Linked DNA regions of Homo sapiens: region 1 is linked to region 2. A link is a loop called in an ENCODE intact Hi-C map of the cell type or tissue named here. Cell type or tissue: dorsolateral prefrontal cortex. All regions are shown on one strand. Each heading gives the region's core, and the rest is flanking DNA. Links, peaks and the distances in the headings are about the cores only. Region 1 overlaps ACTR3C (actin related protein 3C). Region 2 holds the start of LOC728743 (zinc finger domain-containing protein LOC728743).

What was found. Hi-C counts contacts between places; a loop is a spot of excess contacts. Peaks named below come from ENCODE experiments on the same cell type or tissue, not always from the same donor. Only the 100,000 strongest peaks of a DNase experiment are listed, where the experiment ranks them.
Region 1: a loop joins it to region 2, with 6 times the contacts of the local background. A loop is called at or near these places in 7 of 110 quality-filtered maps.

The regions. Positions count from the first base shown.
Region 1 is chr7:150,285,143-150,288,053 of GRCh38, reverse strand. It overlaps ACTR3C (actin related protein 3C), which reads left to right. Exons shown (of 8, transcript NM_001164458.2): 5 at 1,514-1,687. Among named protein-coding and RNA genes, the nearest start is that of LRRC61, 37 kb to the left of the region's middle. RefSeq lists enhancers at 553-1,052, 1,053-1,554. In dorsolateral prefrontal cortex, for the core only: a CTCF peak has its summit at 1,718; no DNase peak of the experiment used is centred there.
Region 2 is chr7:150,403,942-150,406,852 of GRCh38, reverse strand. It overlaps LOC728743 (zinc finger domain-containing protein LOC728743), which reads right to left and starts at 1,177. Exons shown (of 3, transcript NM_001395976.1): 1 at 949-1,177. RefSeq lists an enhancer at 198-706 and a silencer at 1,415-1,874. In dorsolateral prefrontal cortex, for the core only: a CTCF peak has its summit at 1,542; DNase peaks (open chromatin) are centred at 1,462 and 1,940; H3K4me3 peaks cover 2,485 bases; H3K27ac peaks cover 2,500 bases.

The DNA.
Region 1 (2,911 bases), core at 171-2,670, 120 kb after region 2:
CCCCCGCTTCCCCTTACTGCCATGGCCTTCTGTGGTCGCGAACAGGCCTGAGGGAGTGTGTAACGTGAGCACACCAACCTTGCAGCATGAATCCTGAACCTTAAGGTTAAGCCTGTTACTCTGCACCCAACTCAATGGAAACATTTCCTAGGAAGCATTTGAGTTAAGTAAGCTGAGATGCTGTAGGATGTTGACCAGGCCTGTGAGGAGAACTGAATGCCTTTGTCTCCAGTCTTGGTAGATTTGAGGTTGTAATCAGCTGACCCTGTTGCTCTGTGTCATCAAAGAACACAGGGTTGTGTAGCACTTCTTGCCTGTCAGTCTTCTTAAAATTCCGCTAGAGTATATCCAAGATACCCAGAAGATGGCATTAGAATATGTTTCAGGGATGCTAAGAAACTTTAAACTTAATACCACGAGAGCGTCTTTGGAGGTCCTTGAGAGAGCCATTCCTTCCACAGTGTGCTCAGCGCCAGCTGGGCGGCCCACCTCGTGCTTCCTGTAGGCAGCAAGTATCTGGGGGTCACCTGCTGCTATGCTGAGGCCAGCTCTAAGGACACATATCAACACAAAGGTGTCCAAGAACATTCATCTTACCAGATACCCATGAAACACTTCGCATCCCTCAGGCTGCCTGTCGGTGCAGGGTGGGAATCGTTAGCGACTTCTCTCGCAGCAGCAGCAGCAGCAGCATCCTGGCGGCTTCAGTCCTCCCACCTGACTCTGCTTTTCCTTTCTTCCCCGGGACCTATCACTTTATAACCTACCATGTCATTTACTTATTATGGTTGCTTATTGTTTTCTGACTCCCAGCTAGAGTGTAATCTTGGCAGGGATCTGTGTGTTTCGCTACCTTGTGTATCCCAAGTGCCTAGACAATAAATCTATGTTGATTGAGGGACTTAGAATACCCAGTCAACAAGGTACACTGTCTCTAGGCAAAGAGATGGTGTCAGTGGAGCTGATGACAGTGCTGTGGCCAGCTCCACACCAGATTAACAACCAGCAGGTTGACAGTGGCCACCCGGCTTGTGGCATGCTGGGACCCAAATGGGACCCAAAGAAGCCTCTACAGTCAGGTTTAGGGTGTAGACAGTGCCGCACTCGGTAGTTGAGCTCGCAGCACGGGTCCACTGGTCCAGTGTGGACCACAGTGAGGTGCCAGAGCAGGCCATAGGAGGCATCTGAGAGGAACAAGGCAAGACGAGGTGCTTTCTAGACACCTGTAGACATCATTTCAGATATGATAGCGATAGAATTGGATAGACCAAGGCTGAGATTAATAGCTGAGTTGCAGAGAAAGCAGACTTACCTGTCCGAAGTCCAAGTGTAACCATGTCTAACATGAAAGACGATGGAATGTGAGGCTTGATGCATATCCACACTAGAGTAACGGTGGGGGCGGTTCTGATCCCAGGGTGTGTTTACTGCATGGGCTTCCTGGTTATTTGTCTGAGGGCAGAGACACTGGGCAGTTGTTAATGCCTGGCAACATCTTTGTGTGTGTATGCAGGAGAAATACTGTTACATTTGCCCCGATATAGTCAAGGAATTTGCCAAGTATGATGTGGATCCCCAGAAGTGGATCAAACAGTACACGGGTATCAATGCGATCAACCAGAAGAAGTTTGTTATAGACGTTGGTTACGAAAGATTCCTGGGACCTGAAATATTCTTTCACCCGGAGGTAAGGTGTTTCTTTTTTTGTGTGCTCAAGTGTGGGATGGAGCGATACTGCCACCCAGAGTGTAGAAAGAGCAGTTCCCAGCGAAGGGCCTGTGAGCAGGGTGGCCGTCATTCGGTCTCTCTGCATCCCCCATGCAGTTTGTCTGCTTGACAGATTGTTCAGTTTGCCTCTCCGTAGAGCTGGTTATCTGTTTTAATAGTTAAGGATGGGTTATACCACAAATAGTTAGGAAGACTTTTAGGAGCGATAGATGATAATAGAATTAAAAGTAATCTCCAAGGGTTGTGGGTGGTCACATGCTAGCATTACAAGTAGCTACTCTCAAGGCCTGTATGGAGGTTGCCTGTGCATAAGAGTGGGATAATATGTAACCTTTCTATCTTTGGTGATTGCCCTTCCTAACTTCTAATTTTAACCCTGGACAGTTGGTCCTGCTCTGTTCCCTGCTGCAAGTTAGGTAAAGCTTCTGTCTAAGGCCAGCATTTCTATTATTTAGATAATCTTAAGAATTAGAAATGTCATCATTTTAACTAGTAGTCATAAGGAATTATTAGTACTTTTGCAGAAAGCAGTAATTAGGAGGCACATTTTAAGATTTACATATAATGCATTTTATTTATATTTTGGTATATATTCCTGGCTAATTCAGTTTATATTCAGTAGGTGGGTTACAAACTGCTGTTTGTTTTTAGATGTGTATATGACTATTTTGTACAGAGAAATAGCATAGAATGTGTTCCTCGCTAGTAATCTGAAGAATAAAATAATAACAATGATAATCTAGTGAATGCTCACTTTTAATAGTATTGATTTGAAATGGACATAGAACAGTCAAATGTCCAGTGAACAGCTGGTGAGCAACTGAATATCCTCCTCCTTCCTCTGAGAGTGCACATTCAAGCTTACTTTGATTTTTAAAATATTTCAAATGAAATGTAATTGAGTTGAATTCGTTATACTTTAGCTTATTTAACTTATGGAATTGAATCTATGGCTGTTTATTCAATAACATGATTATCATGTGGATTGTTTCATGTTAAACAAACCCTTCTCATTAAACAAAACACTTCCCTGCATCTTCTAGACCAGGTTTAATTAATCTTTCATTGAACCTGTTTCTTTTTCCTTATATCCTAATTTTCTCATAATACGAATATTGTCAAATGATATGTCAAAGTCATGTTTCTCACTGCGTGTCACGTAGATCGTGCACATACTCTCCAC
Region 2 (2,911 bases), core at 111-2,610:
GAACCAGGGTGTGGGCTCCCAGGGGGACTGGTCTCAGCGTGATTCCTCTTGGTATCCTCACAGCAAAGCCTGGCCCAAGGCTGAGCAGCACCCTCAGTGCCCAGCCAACACCCCCAAACCCAGCTCCCTTCATGCTGCTTCTCCAAAGGATCCTCTTCCCAGGACACTGTGTTCCTCTTAAATTGTTTCCCATTGTCCTCACAACAGCCCTGAGAAAGGGGCGGAGCAGGGTTATTGAGCCCCACTTTAAAGATGGGGAAACTGAGGCTCAGTGAGGTCAACATACTTGCCAAGGTCACAGAGCAAGGTGAGCCTGGACTAGGCCTTAAGTCTCCTGTCTCACTGTTGAAAGCTCTTTTCAATGTACTAGCTGCTCAACAACTAAACACTCCTCAAAACACACACACACCCCCCACTGCCACCATCCCAGCCGTCACAGAGCCATGCATTCCAAAGGGCCACTTCTCCTGTAGATGCACTGTCTACTGCCACCACTCCCACGACCCCCACCAAAACTTGGGCTCCTGCAGGGCCCTAAGGCCTGCCTCATCCATTCTCCCCAACCCCATCAGGGAAGCCGGCTGAATATTCCACTGGACCTCCCCGAAGGCCTCTCTTCACTTCCAGCCTCAGTCAACCTATCTGCAGAGTGGGGTCTCAGGGCCACCTCCTCTGTCTTCCGTACCCTCGAGGCCGGGGTGGAACTGACCCTGGGGAAGGAGACAAGTCCTACTTGCAAGAGACCCCACCCACAAGTCTTTTCCACAGGCAGCTGCACTGACATCTGCAAAGACAGATCATCAAAGTCCCCTTGGCCAATCTCAGCCCGGCCCTGTGACTGGGCAGCCTCCTCACTCTCCCCAGCTATACCCCTGACTGAGGCCCCGCCTGCACGCCGAAAGGCCCCCCGTCTCTCCCCCAAGTTCTTTCCTCCCATGCCACACTCACAGCCCAGCTGAGCCCCTGCTCCTCCGGTCTCCGGCCGCAGCTCTTTGCTCTACAGTCTGCGCTGCTCAACGCAAATACGGTAACTCTCCCGCAGCGACACCCGCGCCCCTTCTCCCCGCCCCCATAAAGACGGCAAGCGTCCCGCGACGTTGCTCTTATCAAATAGCTGCATTAATCGGGAGAGCTGACCCCACCCCACCCGACCTTACACACAACCTTGCCAACTTCTGCGGCCGGAGCAACCCTGGAGAAATATGGTAAACTCTGCGTCGCAACCCCACCCCCACGAAAATACGTAGGCCTCCACCCTGCTGCCGCAACCCACCCCGCCCGACTGCAAGCCCCAGCTCCCAGAGGGAATGAATGCAGCCCACCCCCCACGGCCGCAGCGCCCCCCCGCGGAGCCACGCAACCCTGGATAAATACGTAATTAAGTCCCGGCGCTCCCACTCCCGGAAAGGACCTGCGCGGGACCCGGCAAATACGGTAGCACGCCCGCAGTGACCCGCCCCCGAGGGTCCGGCTCTGGCCTCGGTAAATACGGTAACCTCCCGCCGCGGCCCCAGCGCGGCCCCGCGCGCACTCACATGGCGCCGCCTCCCGAGCCTTCCGTCTCCGCTGCAGCGCCGCAGTCGCCGGCGTCGTCGCAGCCGCACAGCAGCCCCGTGAGGCTGGGAGGTCTAACTCTCCGGCAGCCCGGCTGGCGGAAAACGGGGCTGCCAGCGCTGCGCCCGCCCGGGCCGGAGCGGCGACCATGCGGGGGCCGGTTCCGGGGCCTGAACGTCCCACGGAGCGGGCCCTCTCAAGCCCCCCGATCCGCCGACCCAGACATTCCCCCTTTCGGGATTCCCTGAGGCCTGCATTCGGCCGTTATAGCACCATCCCTATTTTCCTAATCCCAAGGCCAGGCCCACAAACCGCCCCCAGCGACAGGAAAGAGGGTCGGACGGAGGCGCCGGCCTTTCCCCGGGTGACATGGGCTGAGCGCCGGAGCCCGGCGGCGGAGCGGCCCTGGGCGAGGGTTTCAGGACTGGAGACAATAGTCAAAGGGGCCGAATCGAGGAGCTGCCCTCGCTGACAGTTTCGCCAAAGTCTGCCTGACTATATGGCCTGGGTTATATCACTAGAGTGACCAGAGGGAAAGGAAGAAGACATCAGGCCCCTGCTGACCCCACCTCCTCAGAACGGAACCCGCAGTCAAGCCAGAGATATCCCATAAAAGAGCAACTTACGACGTCTGGAGTAGCAGCGGGCGTGAGAGGGCAGAACCAAATTACAGCTTCCAGCTGCCATTTAATGATAATGTCCCTTACTCGGACATAACTTTGCCTTTTACAAAGCCCTTTTCCATGTTATGATCTCGTGGGAACCTTCCAATAACCATGTGCACCCTACCTTGTGTGGGTTTTATCCCATTTTATAGACGGGAAAATAAAATTGAAACACAGAGTGGCTTCCTCCAACACTCACAGCTCTAAGTAGCAGAGCACAGACGGGAACACGGCACCGTGACCCAGCACCGTGGCCCAGCTTGTGTTCCACTGCACCGCCCTGGGACTGAGACCCTCAGACATAAATAGTGTGTGACGACAGGGAAGTAAAAACCTGGGCCCCAGTGAGAACGTGCCTGAGGGTGTACATTTGACAGACAAAAAAACAGAGGCCTGAGAGGAAAAGTTATTTTAAAAGTCACAAGTAGTAGAAGAACATTAAATAGGCTTTTTTCTCTGTGGCCTCTCTGTAGCTGCCAGGTGGAGAAACGCGACTCTCTCTCCAAGGCCCAGGCAGGGATCCTTGCAGCAGACAATGGATGTGGTGGTTGGGGTGGCGCTGTGCCTGATGGAGGGCATTGAGAGATGCGGGCCTCCCGATACCATGAGGGTCCTCTCTGCAGCTCTGCAGGTGCCCACTGTGCCTTCTGGAGCCTGGGAACTGAAGAATTCCAGGTGGGAGACCCCAGGCT